2 separate regions of the Homo sapiens genome follow, and region 2 is linked to region 1. The links are chromatin contacts, found by Hi-C in ENCODE. All regions are on one chromosome and are shown on one strand. Each heading gives the region's core, a stretch centred on a gene start or an enhancer-like site at or near the end of the contact. The rest is flanking DNA. Distances are from core to core; before and after follow the strand shown.

Evidence for each region. Hi-C counts contacts between places; a loop is a spot of excess contacts on that map. Pooled maps may share reads with other maps.
Region 2: a pooled map shows a loop between it and region 1 (7-fold over the local background). The contact joins the enhancer-like site here to the promoter of KPNA5 in region 1. A Hi-C loop is called at or near these places in 6 of 50 pooled maps.

What each region holds. Positions count from the first base shown.
Region 1 is chr6:116,676,474-116,684,094 of GRCh38, forward strand. It overlaps KPNA5 (karyopherin subunit alpha 5), which reads left to right and starts at 4,738. Exons shown (of 14, transcript NM_001366306.2): 1 at 4,738-4,865. The coding sequence starts at 4,862. RefSeq lists enhancers at 4,335-5,318, 5,319-6,300.
Region 2 is chr6:118,701,075-118,708,695 of GRCh38, forward strand. It overlaps a transcript of CEP85L not described here. Among named protein-coding and RNA genes, the nearest start is that of CEP85L, 53 kb to the left of the region's middle. RefSeq lists a silencer at 4,812-5,106. Within about 2 kb of position 4,902, at least 9 of the 41 ENCODE cell types and tissues checked have a DNase peak (open chromatin) inside an H3K27ac peak, as active enhancers do.

The DNA.
Region 1 (7,621 bases), core at 3,488-5,987:
GTAGAATCCTGCTTCCTCACTCCTGTTATTATTCCCAAAGAGCACTCTGCAATAAATATCAGGTGGCAAATCTTGAATCTCAGTCTGTTTCCCTGTGTTCCGTGAAAGGGCTGTATATGCAAAGCAACTGCCAAATGTTGAAGGAGCCAAGAACCCAAAAAGGCAGAAAAATCAAGTTAATTGGTCTTGGGTGATTTATTAGGGGAACTTACAGACAGAAGCGTGGTCTTGGGTGGCCGCAAGACAGGTAGATCTCCATACCACTAAACCCAGGGCTAACTCTCTAAACCCAGGGCTTATATCTTAGGGAAAATATACGTACTCTGGAAGGAATGTTTAGGTGGCTACAGGTGTCACAGCCTGTGATTTCTGTAGCAGCATCAAGGATTGTTTTGGAGGAAACTTACGGTGAATAGGTGTTCCTACTTAAAGAGTAATACATCAACTAGACATTTTGGGAGCATTCCTGGACTTGGGGTTAGTCAGAAATGCTAATGGCAGATTAGCATTTCAAATAAAGTCACTCTGTCCCCACATCCTGGATCAGACCTATCGATAGCAGCAAGGATACATGCTGTTGTGTGGAATGACTTGTGCTACAGAAGTGAGGGAAATTTAACAATAATTTACAACTTCAACAATTAGGATGGTCATGTGTCCCAGTTTGCCCAGGACAGTCATCCCAAAAAAGTTACTATTAGTACCCCATTCCACTATCAAAAATGTCCTGGTTAACACAAATTATATGATCCTGCTACTGATAACTTTGAGTCTTAATCTAGTTCTCATTAAGATAAACTACTTAGGTACGAATCACAGCTACTTCTTACTAGCCCTGTGACAGTGGAAAGTTTACTTACACATTCATCTGTGCCTCAGTGTCCCCTATCTCATGTTGTCATTGTAAAGTTAAGTATATCAAATTTTAATTTTGCAGTGATCAACAGGATCTCAGAAGAAGTATGTTCTTACTTTGATAACTTACCTGCTTCCTTATTCCATTTGGGCTGCCATAACAAAAATACCAAAAATGGGTTGACTTATAAACAGTAAACATTTACAGACAGTCCCCGACTTATGATGGTTTGACCTATGACATTCCAACTTTACAATGGTGCAAAAGTGATACACATTAATAATAAACCATACTTCAAATTTTGAATTTTGATTCAAAAATTCTTTATAACTTTATTCTGACATAGGCTTTGTGTTACATGACTTTGCCCAATTGTAGCCTAAGTGTTATGACTATGTTTACAGTAGTCTAGGATAAGCTATAAGGCTCAATAGGTTAGGTGTATTAAATGCATTTTTGACTTACAATATTTTTCAACTTACTGATGGGTTTGTTGGGAAATAACCCCATTGTAAGTTGAGGATCATCTGTATTCCTCACAGTTTTGGAGGCCAGAAGTCCAAGATCAAGGCTCAGACAAATTTAGTGTCTGATGATAGCCGGCTTCCTCATAGACAGTACCTCTACACTCACATAGTGGATAGGCAAGGCATTTCCTTTGACCTTGTTTTACAAGAGCACTAATCCCATCATTAGAACTCCATCCCCATGATGTAATCACCTCTCAAAGGCCCCACTTCTTAGTACCATCACTTTGAGGGTTAGGTTTCAACACATGAATTTGAGAGGGACAAACATATTCAGACCATAGCATCTGCTTAAGTAAAAAGAAATTGGTGAGCCAATGGGTTAGAACCCTTTCTTTTCCATCATGGCTTGTGGAGGAGGTAAGCTAATAGGGCAATACGCTCTCTACTGTTGAGGCAGCAGCTTTTGGGATAAAAGGACCACTGAGAAGTGGATTTTATTTTGACAGGCAGATTGGGAAAGATGCCATAGAAGGTCAGGTCTTGGTAGGAAGTTGCTGTGGTTGGCATTGCATACAACTAATGAAGTCAGCATCTTGATACCAATCCTATTCCTCCAGTTCTTTCCTGGATATGAAAAGCCGGGACCTAGACCCTGCTGAGCAGAGGTCTAAAAGACACCATTATCATCTCTTCTGCCATATCTATCCAGAGGGAAGGCATGTCCAGATAGCAGGAATCTTCTTCAGGAGTATAGAAACAAGTGCAGACCATCTAAATGAGAACAAGCAAAGCCAAATTTATTTGGAGCTTACAATAGCAAGGGAGTCAGCCATCATCACTTGCATTTGTCAGAGACTCAACGGCAGGCAGAGGAGTGAGAAAGCTTTAGAGTGGAAAAAAGGGAAAGCTTCAGGTATGCCAATTCAAGGCTGTTGGCATGGAGAAGCTGCAGGTGGGCTAACTAAAAGCAGGGCATCCTATGTAATTATTTAGGGGTGGGTAGATATTTGGCTCTCTCTAGCTGGCCTTGAGTTGGAAGCCCTGACAAAACTTACAGAAGCTGTAAGTTATTAATCACGTCCTGGCCATTTGGGGTAGATTGCTACAAGGGTTATTGCTTGGCTTCCTGGACTGGTTGCTAAATATAGTAATCTGATTTCTTGGACTGGTTACTGGACATAGTAGGTTGCCTTCCTGGACTGGTTGTTGAAGGTTGTAGGTTAGTGTTCTATTTGTATATATTCTCTGGCCATTGTCTATTTGAATTCAGTCTCCCAGGACGGAGGAGTAGGGAGGAAATAAGAAAGGGATAGGGTGGCCAGGTGATTAAGGCAAATAAACTCCTATCAGTACTCCAATAGTCCTGTTGTCAGAGGCGTTTGAACCAGAGTGACTCCAACTTGAACAGGTGCTGGGTAAAACGAGGCTGAGACCTACTGAGCTGCATTCCCAGGAGGTTAGGCATTCTTAGTCACAGAAGATTGGAGGTCCACGCAAGATACAGGTCACAAAGACCCTGCTGATAAACAGGATGTCGTAAAGAAGACAGGCCAAACCCACCAAAACCAAGATGAAGACAAAAGTGACCTCTGGTCATCCTCACTTCTCATTATACGTGAATTATAATGCATTAGCATGCTAAAAGACACTCCCACCAGCACCATGACAGTTTACAAATGCCATGGCAACATCCAGAAGTCATACAGTCTAAAAGAGGGTAGAACCCTAAGTTCCAAAAATTGCCTGCCCCCTTCCTTGAAAACTCATGAATAATCCACCCCTTGTTTAACATATAATTAAGAAATAACTGGCTGGGCGCGGTGGCTCACGCCTGTAATCCCAGCACTTTGGGAGGCCGAGCCAGGAGGATCACCAGGTCAGTAGATTGAGACCATCCTGGCTAACACGGTGAAACCCTGTCTCTACTAAAAATACAATAAATTTCCAGCTACTCGGGAGGCTGAGGCAGGAGAATGGCGTGAACCCGGGAGGCGGAGCTTGCAGTGAGCCGAGATGGCGCCACTGCACTCCAGCCTGGGCGACAGAGCAAGACTCCGTGTCAAAACAAACAAACAACACACAAAAAAACTATATACTCAGTCCAGCAGCCCAAGCCACTGCTCTGCCTATGGAGTAGCCATTCTTTTGTTTCTTTACTTCTTTAATAAACTTGCTTTCACTTCACTATATGGACTCATGATTGGCAACGCTTTCTGGTAACACTGCCCAGGTTTCCTTTGTCAAGCGTGCCTTTCTCAGCCCTACATACCCACAGTTAAATAATCCCTTCTCTCCTGTTTATTTTTCAACTATTGAAAATAGCAAACATCTTAAAACAATTTGTCTTCATGTTTTTCCTCTTAAAAAATTGCAAACGTCTTCTGGGCAGGATTTATGTATTGTTTATCTTATTTATTCTCTTCCTATTGCATCTGGAACACAGTCTGTTTTCAATACCGTTTGTTGAACTCCAGGGTAGATTACAGGGCTGTGTATTATAATCTACAGTACTTTAACTGAAGTTACTCGTTTATTGGTGACTACATTGCTGTCAAAAATACACTCATGTGGCTGGGTGTGGTGGCTCATGCCTGTAATCCCAACACTTTGGGAGGCTGAGGCGGGCGGATCAGGAGGTCAAGAGATCAAGACCATCCTGGCCAACACGGTGAAACCTGGTCTCTACTAAAAATACAAAAATTAGCTGGGCGTGGTGGCGCATGCCTGTAGTCCCAGCTACTTGGGAGGCTGAGGCAGGAGAATCGCTTGAACCTGGGAGGCGGAGGTTGCAGTGAGCCGAGATCGCATCACTGCACTCCAGCCTGGTGACAGCGCCAGACTCCGTCTCAAAAAAAACCCCCCAAAAACAGAAAAACAAAAACAAAAAACCGCAGATGTTATAGAATATAAAATTATAAATGACAAAAAGCTTGAAATAAAACGAGCAGAGCATATAAAAGTTAATGAAGCTGAAGAAAACGTGAGCTTCTCCGTACACTTAACAAGGCTGCGATTTTTACCAACTTTTTTGCACTGTTGTAGCCCCAATAATGTATCTAAAATGGTACTTGACACAGTTTATATCCTTAAGAATGTATGCATGCACGCACGCGTGAAGAATGAATGAATGAGGGGTCGTCCCTTTGCACACACGGAGGTCTACGGGCCGCAGAGTACCTACAGCATGGCCACCGCAAGCGCAACTAAAATCCAGGGCTTGTCGCAGGCACAGGCTCCTCCTTCGGTGGGTGGGACGGCGGCGCGCACTTTCTCTACGCCCCACTGCTAGGATGTGCGGCCACCACTCCTCCTCCGCCGCCGCCGCCGCCGCCGCCGCCGCCGCCGCGTCGAGTGCAAGGGCTTCTGGGAGCCGAGCCTCGGGGTCTCGGAGAAGGGGCGCAGGTGGCCGCCATCTTGGATTGCGAACTGGGTCGCTACGCTTCACGCCAGGGGCGGAGTGGCGGCCCTTCTGTTACCCGCCACACACGTCGCCGCTGGGGACTGGGAAATCAGGGCATCGGAGAGTGCCACATTAATGGGTAAGTTGGAGTGAACACGGGCTAGGTTGGGGGAGCCTCGGTTTTGGTCCCTTTGGGAACTACTAGTTCCTGGGGCCACGGTTTTTATTTACCCCTTACTTTGCGAAGGTCTCTGGAACCTGGCGGTGCCGGGTGTTTCTCGTGTTTTCCCCAGGGCGACAGCGGTCGCGGGGGCGTGGCAGCCGGACCTTTCCCTTGCGGACGCGAAGGCGTGGTGAGTTCAGATTCTTTCAGCAGGTCCTCTGGAGTGATGGGCAGCTGGTCTCATCTTCGCCGCCCCGCCTCACCGTTTCTCGGTAGTTCTTTTCAGTTAATGGAATTGCCAAACGTTGCCACTCATACCTGGTACCCATCAGCTGTGTCCAGCAGCTTATGGAAATTCCACAGTGTCCAAAGAAGAGACAGGTTCCATCCCGAGGGCCTCCTAGCCTCGCCCTCTCCATCCGCCAGCCTCCCTCCTCCACCTGCGTGCAGGTGCCTCTAGTGCTCATTCCCGACGACAAGGCAAGCCTGGGTTCCACGCTTCTAATAGTCGGGCAGCTCCGTTCTAAGATGAAAACTTAGGTTTTCATCGATAATACATAGGAGATGGAAGTATTTGAAAGCTGTGAAATGACAGTGATATGTCTAAAGAATATGACATTGGCGGCGGGCGCGGTGGCTCACGCCTGTAATCCCAGCACTTTGGGAGGCGGAGGCGGGCGGATCACGAGGTCAGGAGATCGAGACCATCCTGGCTAACACGGTGAAACCTCGTCTCTACCAAAAATACAAAAAATACAAAATAAAATACAAAATAATAAATACAAAAAAAATACCAAAAATACAAAAAAAGGAAAAATTAGCCTGGCATGGTGGTGGGCGCCTGTAGTCCCAGCGACTCGGGAGGCTGAAGCAGGAGAACGGTGTGAACCCGGGCGGCGGAGCTTGCAGTGAGCCGAGAGCGCCATTGCACTCCAGCCCGGGCGACAGAGCGAGACTCTGTCTCAAAAAACAAACAAAAGAATATGACACTGGCATTTACTTTTGAGCTTTTTAGACATGTTTTTTAAAAAAGACAAAAACACTAATGATTTATCTCTCAATTACAACACCCAATAATGATGACTCATATTCTGTACAAAAGTGGTTTTCTTGGTAGGTCAGGAGCAACTCTCTCCCTCCGACCTAAGTACTGCTTGTTTGGTTGTGAGGGCTCTCTAGTTGGCACTTCCCCCGCTTTGTGCAGTCTTTTACTTTCACTAATGAGGCGCCCAGCCCCATGGAAATGAAGGCTTTACTGGCATAAGAAATAATGTCGATTGATATTAAAGAAAATCATAAGTTCAGATTCCAGTTATTTGCCCAACTTAAACATGGTTTTTCTAAGAGCCGTTGAAAGCTTATGAATGAAAAAAATTCCTCTATTCTGTAACTTTAAAGTGCTGGAATAACATTTCTAAATAAAAATATTTAATTTTTATGAGACCTCAGCCTTTGAAGTGCAGCCTTTAAATTTATTTTTCAGTGAACGAAACAATCCCATTGGATGGGGCCCCTTTAGAGATAATTTCCCTTGGTTTATTGTCCCCTTTAAAGCAACTGCAGTGAGGATGGATGCAGTGTTAAATCTGAAGCCGGAAGTCAGTACTATTGAAGAAAAAGGAACAAGTGATATCTGAGTTGTTGGTGCTGTATTTTATTTGGCTAAAATTTATGCTGAACAGTTACAATGTGGTTGCTTGGATTAATGGTCTCATAAGTAGCGCCTTTGTATGTGTGCGTGGTGGGGCACAAGGTGATCCAGTCAGATGTGGTAAGAAAATATTAGAACTTCTATTTGTTTACCTTTTAAAACTTTCATTCTTAAAAATTTCTGTTTTTTGTGAATTTTATGCTAGAGTAGTATATTAGAATAGTAATGCATGTATAGAAATAAATATATTGAGGATGAATGCACAAATGTATTTTACGAATGTAGGATGTGTGATTGAAAACGTTTAGAGCCAGTGGCCTAGAATATGCTACATATATAGGTGATAAATACTTTAAGAGTTTTATTTCCATGAGCATTTTATTTTACTTAAATATTTTATATATATTGAGCGTAATTCAACAACTAATACTGTGGTCAGTTTGCACTGTAATGAACTCTGATCTCTAATTTTTTCCTTTCAAGAGTCTAGCTTTTTATAGATATAAAATAGAGAATAATACCAAACATTGTTATTAGTAAAGTTATGTTGAGCGGTTTCCCTCTTTTATTTATTATTTTTTTTTGAGATGGAGTCTCACTCTGTGGCCCAGGCTGGAGTGCAGTGGCATGATCTTGGCTCACTGCAAGTTCCGCCTCCCGGGGTTCATGCCAGGAGTCTCCCTCCCGGGGTCTCCTGCCTCAGCCTCCTGAGTAGCTGGGACTACAGGTGCCCACCACCACGCCCGGCTAATTTTTTGTATTTTTAATAGAGATGGGGTTTCACTGTGTTAGCCAAAATGGTCTCGATCTCCTGACCTTGTGATCCACCTGCCTCGGCCTCCCAAAGTGCTGGGATTACAGGCGTGAGCCACCGTGCCCGGCCTTTTTTTTTTTTTTTTTTTTTTTTTTTTTTTTTTGACAGAGTCTTGCTCTGTCTCCCAGGCTGGAGTCCAGGCTGGAGCGATCTTGGCTCACTGCAACCTCTGCCTCCCGAGTTCAAGCAATTCTCCTGCCTCAGCCTCCAGAGTAGCTGGGATTACAGGCTTCTACCAGCATGCCCAGCTGATTTTTGTATTTTCAG
Region 2 (7,621 bases), core at 3,652-6,151, 2.0 Mb after region 1:
CCTCCCATTCAGAGTGATTTGCCATTTCTACATTGTTAAGAGCCACCATGGAAACGGCATTCATTGGACAGCTTTCGAGGATGGGTTCCTGCGCTTATACACTGTTGGTTGGAAGGTAAATTAGTTCAGCCACTGTGGAAAGGAGTTTGGAGATTTCTCAAAGAACTTAGAGCTACTATTCGACCTAGTAATCCCATTACAGGGTATATATCCGAAATAAATCATTCTGCCAAAAAAACACATGCACTCATATGTTCACCACAGCACTATTCACAATAGCAAAGACATGAAATCAACCTAGATGTCCATTAACAGTGGACTGGATAAAGAAAATGTGGTACATATACACCACGGAGTACTACACAGCCATAAAAAAGAACAAGTTCGTGTCCTTTGCAGCAACATGGATGCAGTTTATGGTCATTATCCTAAGCAAATTAATGTAGGAACAGAAAACCAAATACCACATATTCTCACTTATAAGTGGAAGTGAAACATTGAGTATTCATGGACATAAAGATGGCAATGATAGAAACTGAAAACTACTAGAAGGGAGAGGGAGAGAGAAAGGCAAGGGTTGAAAAACTGTTGGGTGCTATGTTCAGTACCTGGGTGATGGGATCAATTATACCCCAAACCTCAGCATCATGCAATATACCCAGATAAAAAACCTGCACACATACCCCCAAATCTAAAATTAAAGTTGGAAAAAAAACAAAGAAGATTGGGTTCCTGAACCAGTCACCAGCAAGGGAGAAGAAATTCACATGATGGTTCATTCTAATAACATTTACTCCTATACATAAGGATAGGTCAAATGCCTGAATAAAATTGGGGTTTCTATTAGGAAGGAGGAAGAGAAAAGGTCCATATGATGGAACATCTATTGAAGCTAAAAATGTTCTCTCTCATCCAGTAGGCAGAGAAGAATAACAGTAATATAGCATTTTAGGGCTAATGCTCAATCTTGGAAATACATGCATTAATATTTTGCTTTATATTTACTCTCCGTAGATAGCTCCACTTTGGAATAGTAGGGCTTTTACTTTATGGTGGAAATTCTATTCTTTTTTTTTTTTAATCATTCACTATGACTAATTGGATGTATATCTACAAAATGACTACCTGTTATTTACCTAAATTTTAAAAATTTTGGCTGGACACAGTGGCTCACGCCTATAATCCCAGCACTTTGGGAGGCTGAGGTGGGAGGATTGCTTGAGCCCAGGAGTTCAAGACCAGCCTTGGCAACATAGGGAGACCCCATCTCTACAAAATATATTTTAAATTAGCCAGGCGTGGTGATATGCACCTGTGGTCCCAGCTACTCAGAAAATTGAGGTGAGAGGATCCCTTGAGTCTGGGAGGTCAAGGATGCAATGAGCTGTGATTGCACCACTGCACTCCAGCTTGGGTAACAGAGGGAGACCCCATCTCAAAAAGAAAAACAATTAATTGCAATTTCAGTTACAAACTAGTTGAAATGAAATAAGTGGGAGAAAAAAGTAGTGTGTGCATTTCTTTATATAGACCTTTTGATAAAACCTACACTTTCTAAAACAAGTTAACATTTTCCAAGTCTGGTGAATTTAAAATGGTTACAAAATTGTTTACAACTTTTTTCATCAAGAGCTGGAGTTGGCCAGGCACGGCGGCTCACGCCTGTAATCCTAGCACTTTGGGAGTCTGAGGCAGGCGGATCACGAAGTCAGGAGATTTAGACTACCGTGGCTAACATGGTGAAACCCCGTCACTACTAAAAATACAAAAAATAAGCCGGGCTTGGTGGCGGGCGCCTGTAGTCCCAGCTACTCGGGAGGCTGAGGCAGGAGAATGGCATGAACCTGGGAGGCGGAGCTTGCAGTGAGCCGAGATGGCTCCATTGCACTCCAGCCTGGGCGACAAAGAGAGACTCTGTCTCAAAAAAAAAAAAAAAAAAAAGAGCTAGAGTTCATTTTACCACCCCTTAAATTCAAGCTGTCCTTATAACTTGCTTTGACCAATAGAATGCTGCAGAAGTGACGATTTGTGACTTCTGAATAAGACCTCAAGAGAACCTAGCAAAACAAATAAATCAGTCTTTTGGTGGGGGGGATTACTATTTCTGTAGTTCTTTCTTTATTTTATTTATTTGTTTGTTTGCTTATTTTTTCTTTCTTTTTGTCTTTTTTGAGCAAATAAATCGTTATTTTAAGCCACTAAGTTTTGAGGTAGTCTTTATGCAGTAATAAATAACTGATATACCAACCCTTTCATAAGGATTCATGTTCTATCATTTTACTGGGATTTGAAGTGTGTTGTTATTCAACCATACTTAATTAGAAATCAAACATTATAGATAAAAGCTTTTTGAACTCTTAGCCTCAAGTGAGCCTCCCACCCAGCCTCCCAAAGTGCTGGAACTACAGGCATAGGCCACCGTGCCCCACCAGATAACTTTTTCAAAGAGGAATAACTTAAAAACTCAGTCCTATTTTATATGCAGAAAAACAAAAATAGCATATAATCTCTATGGGAGTGAAATATAAGTATGTAACTTCACGCATCCCTGTAAAATATAATGCGATGGCTCAGAGCAGGGACTGGGAAAATGCTATTCCTCTCCTGTTTACTGCAAACGCTTTATGAGCCCCTACCATATGCTCTTGTATTATATCTGGTAGGTACTTTTGGGTGAGGGTTGTGTGGGGAAATGAAAGTGAAGTTGGGGAGGTGAAAGCTCCATTAATAAAATAAAATCCTTAACCAATTAAAATTTTAAAAATATATTTAATGTTATCTGTATCTCATTATTAATATGTACATCATATTCTAATGACCCATGTATTATTAGATAATACATGTATATAATTCATGAATAAAAATGTATCTCTGTTGAGCAAATGCTCAAAAATTTTTTATACGCATATGTGAATGATCAAAAAATATAGAGGATGGGCTAGGAAACATGGTAGCCCTTTTAAGAGACAAATATAGAAGCAAACTATACCTGCCATGTAATATAAATAAGCACACACATGCCTACCAGATATCATGTAACTGGCATGACAAAGTCACTGGGAAAAGGCATACCTATCTGTAATTATTGACCTACTCTGGGCTATGACATTATACCAAACTCTTTGGAGGAATCAAAGATGAAATTAGAAGTTTTCTTGACTAACATCCAATTCTTTTGGAATTTCCCTTTGGGGGCATGTTATTTTAGGGTCATTCTAAGGGTTCATGCCTATAATAAAATGTTATAAAAATATCCCTGGAGCTACCCTGCCCACTGGCTCATTTTCTGAGTGGACTCAACAGACTGGTGGCCTGGGGTTTGTTCTGGGCCCCTTGCCTCAGGTGCACCCTGGTGTGACCTCACACACCACAAAACAGCCTAGTGTTCTGTTTTGTTTTGCTTTTTTGTTTTGAGACAAAGTCTTGCACTGTCGCCCAGGTTGGAGTGCAGTGGCTTGATCTCTGCTCACTGCATCCTCCGCCTCCTGGGTTTTCAAGTGATTGTCCTGCCTCAGCCTTCCGAGTAGCTGGGATTGCAGGCACCCGCCACCATGCCCGGCTAATTTTTGTATTTTTAGTAGAGACAGGGTTTCACCACGTTGGCCAGGCTGGTCTCAAACTCCTGACTTCAAGTGATCCTCCTGCCTCGGCCTCCCACAGTGCTGGGATTACAGGCTTGAGCCACCACGCCTGGCCAAAAGAGCCTAGTTTTAAGCTAAGAGTTCATGGCGCTGGGGCATTTTATTCCTCCATTTGCCTAGCAGCTTCCACTGCAGATGTTTTCTTACCCTTCTGGCTATTTTCACCTTTCTTTCAGTGGCTTTTTTTTCCATTTTTAAAAATTCACAGGCTTCCTGTTTCTAAGTATTTACCACATTTCTGTTCATGCTTTTTCCCTGACTTTTATTTTTCACCCCTTCTTAGCCCTCTCTCCCAACCACATCTGTTTTACTCCCTTTCATTTTTTCCCCATTCCTTTATTCCCTGCTGTCCTGTTTTTCTTTGTTCAATTCAGAACATCAGCCGGAAGCTTCCCTGTTGCTAAGTAACCACATCACCCACACACACCCTTTTCCATTTTCAACTTATTTCTTCTGTTTTAATAAACTCATGGGGCCGAACAGTCTCTAAAAGAAAACGAGAGGTGCTGCTGTCTTCTCTTCATGCAGCAGAGATGCATACCCTCTCATATCCTGCCTTTTCTTATTAGATTTTGGCTTCTTGTTTTATTGATAATTTGCCCCAGACTGTGAGATAACACTAAATAAGCACAAAATATCTTTTTGGGCTTGGACAATTTGCAGAAGGGAGGAAGAGATATAATTTCTGCAGAAGGAACAATGAAAATGTTTAAAATATAGTTACAAGGCATGGCATGGGCTCATTGAAGGGTGTTTGCCTTGACCCCGGAACCAAATCCAGCCCTCCCTAGTAAAAGGTTTCCATTAGGGATCAAGTTAGCTAGCAAGTCCCTCTTAACATTGTTGAGTTGTGAGGAAGCTACTAATGGCATGGTAAGTGTGATTTGCACAAAATGAAGGATAAAACAATACAAGAAATCATTATGTGGTTTTCCAAATCTCAATCCTTTTCCAGACATCAATCTGACATGGCACTTGTGCCAAAGGCATAATTGGAGGTGTGTGAGCCCTTCTCACAATATGCTCTTGAGGGATTCCAAGTCTTCTGGCACATTTTAATAATTTAATGGGAATGGTAACTCCATATGTCCAAACACTAGGGCAGAGTAACAGAGATACCAGGAGATTTGAAAAAAAATCTTTTCACCCTTGCAATACCATAAATAATTTCCTTGCCTGGTGTGAATTCTTTCTCTGACCTCTTGCATTTATGCAATGCCTGGGAGGCCTTTCCTGCTAAGCCCGCCCCCACATTGTTGCTCTCAGCTTTTTGCCCACAGTGAGCACTGTGCTAATTGGGTAGATTTGGGAGCTGCTTCTTAAGAAGTATCACGGCCGTCTATGTAGGTGTGTGTCCCAGCTCCTCTGGTAGTGCTCTGTGCTCTCTGTCAGGGAAGGGCTCGTATCCAGCATGTAATGAATACTCAATAAGTTGCCTTAAATTTAACCACAGAACACAGACACTCTGACAAGGGGATTATTTTTAGTTTCATTTTCTAGATAGAAGAACAGTGGTTTTCTTCATATTGAAGTCTAAGTTCATCAATCAAAGTGCCAGAAATGAAGCTGATGCATTTCCATCACTATCCTGAAATGCAGATGGAGCATTTCAGTAGAGGGAAATTTCAAAAGCTTTATTTGTCAAGACCTGTTGATATTCTGAAAGCAGAAACCCTGTAAGACTAAAACCTACTCTAAGGTATTCTAAGAATGCCTAGCCAGAACTGGAATTGGCAAGCTTTTTCTTTCTAGAATCTAGCCCCTTTGAGATGTTAGGTCTTCTGAGAGTTTCAGAAAGTTTTAACATAATTTCAACTTTTATCTTAGGGTAACCTCAACTGATGAAACATACATTTGAACCTCCTGGAATTTTTATTTTATGTGCCACTTACTTTAAATTATACAAAACCTTCACTGTCTTCCAGTATTCACTTCTCTTTTAACTTTCTTTTCTCAACTTGAGATATCAGGAAACGCCACCATGTCATATTTTCTTTTCTTACATTTTTGAACATCTAATTCCTTTTTTCCTTTCCGTCCTCCTCATCAATGTGGTCTAGTCTTATAGGGAACTTTTCTCTCCAATCACAATCCCCTCCTCTTCCACTTCTCGCTTAGCTACTCTTCCCACACCCCAAAAAGACTCTCGCTTTGTGATTCCAGTCCTGGAATTCTTTCCCTATTAGTGTCCTCTTCACTTCACTGCTTCCCTACCCCATGGAGCTCTCATGAGCCATCCCTTTAACCATTCTCTTCAGTATCTCAGTTCCCTTGCCCCTCATTGGCCTGGCAAATCCCCAAACTTCAATGAGTTCATCTTCATATCTCCCTGTCTGAGCCCAGGCTATCTCTCCTGGAGAGAGATCACAACTCTGCCATGGATGCCATTCCAACTCTGTGACCCCAAGTACTGGTCCCTCCAGGCTGGTCCCAGCAGTCCTCCTGGGTTTCCTTCTCATATTCCTCCTCATCTGCTTTTTTTTTTTTTTTCTTTTTTGAGACAGGCTCTTACTCTGTCACCCAGACTGAGCTCATTGGAGCCTCAGCTCATTGCAGCCTCAACTTCCCAGGCTCAGATGATCCTCTCACCACCTCAGCCTCCCCAGTAGCTGGGACTACAGGTGTGTGCCACCATGCCCAGCTAATTTTTGTATTTTTTGTAGAGATAAAATTTTGCCATGTTGCCCAGGATGGAATGAAACTCCTGGGCTCAAGCAATCCTCCCGCCTCGGCCTCCCAAAGTGCTGGGATTATAGCCATGAGCCACTGCACCTGGCCTTACCTCATTCTTTTTAGCTCCTCATTCAATTCTACAGTGAGGAAGCACCAACACTTACTAAACTACTTCCTTTTTATTAAACTTCATTTTCTGTTATTACAAAGAATGTGCTAATGAGATGCTTATGCATTTATTTTTGTTTATATATCTAAGTATTTCTGTAGGATACATAGAAATTTTTAGGTAAAGTGGCTTGAAATTTTTAGGTATAGGAGTTTTATACTTTTTGCTTGTAAATATATTTAAACATGTGCAAACTTTTATGTATTAAAATAGGCAAAATACGTAAAACCTTAATTCACGGAACAGCAAATCTGAACCAATGAACATATATAAAGATACTCAAGCTCACTTATAGCCAGGAAAATAAAAATTAAACATTGCAATATCACTTTATAGCTACTAAACTGTCAAAAATCTAAAAGACCAATACAACCTATTACTGGTAGAAATATGGGAGAAAGAGTTGCTTTTTTGGGGGGGGGACGGGGGGGAAACAATCTGGCAGCATCTACTAAAATTTAAAAAACATATATAGACTTCAACCGACAAACCTACTAACTCTTAGAGTTCAATCCTATAAAATAGAAGGCCAAAAGGTCGGAATATATAGACAAAGATATCTTTGGGAATATTCATTTCTTCCTGCAAATATTTATTAAGTTCGGACTATATTGCCATCACTTCACAGATGAACAAGGCACAGGCCCTGCCCTTAAGTTACTCACAGCCTGTCTGGAGACAGATGAGTACACAAGCAACTGGAGTTCATGAGCGAGGTGTCTAGAAGCAATCTGGGCCTGGGATGGAAGGCTGCAAAGACTTCACTGAAAAGCAAATTTGCAAGACTGTAAAATACAACATGCTTCCAAGGCCTTGGATTAAGTTGTGTGGTCCAGGATAGCTGAACAGAGTAAAGATACCTGGATATAGGGAAAAGATAACCCATAAACTTTTCACGAAACAAAATTGTGTTAATAAAAGTCACAGGTACTCTAGTTACTCTAGTGGCAGTGGAGACAGAATATGAGATACACAATGAAAAAAGAACTTACTTTTTAGGAAGAGAATTAAAAGAGTCTATTATTAAATGGTAGCCAAAATGCTGTTTTTCTCGTATACCTGGCACAGAACCTACTCTTGAAAGCTATGTGTTGAATCAATAAAGTATGACATGGGAACAGCATATAAAAAGGTTTAG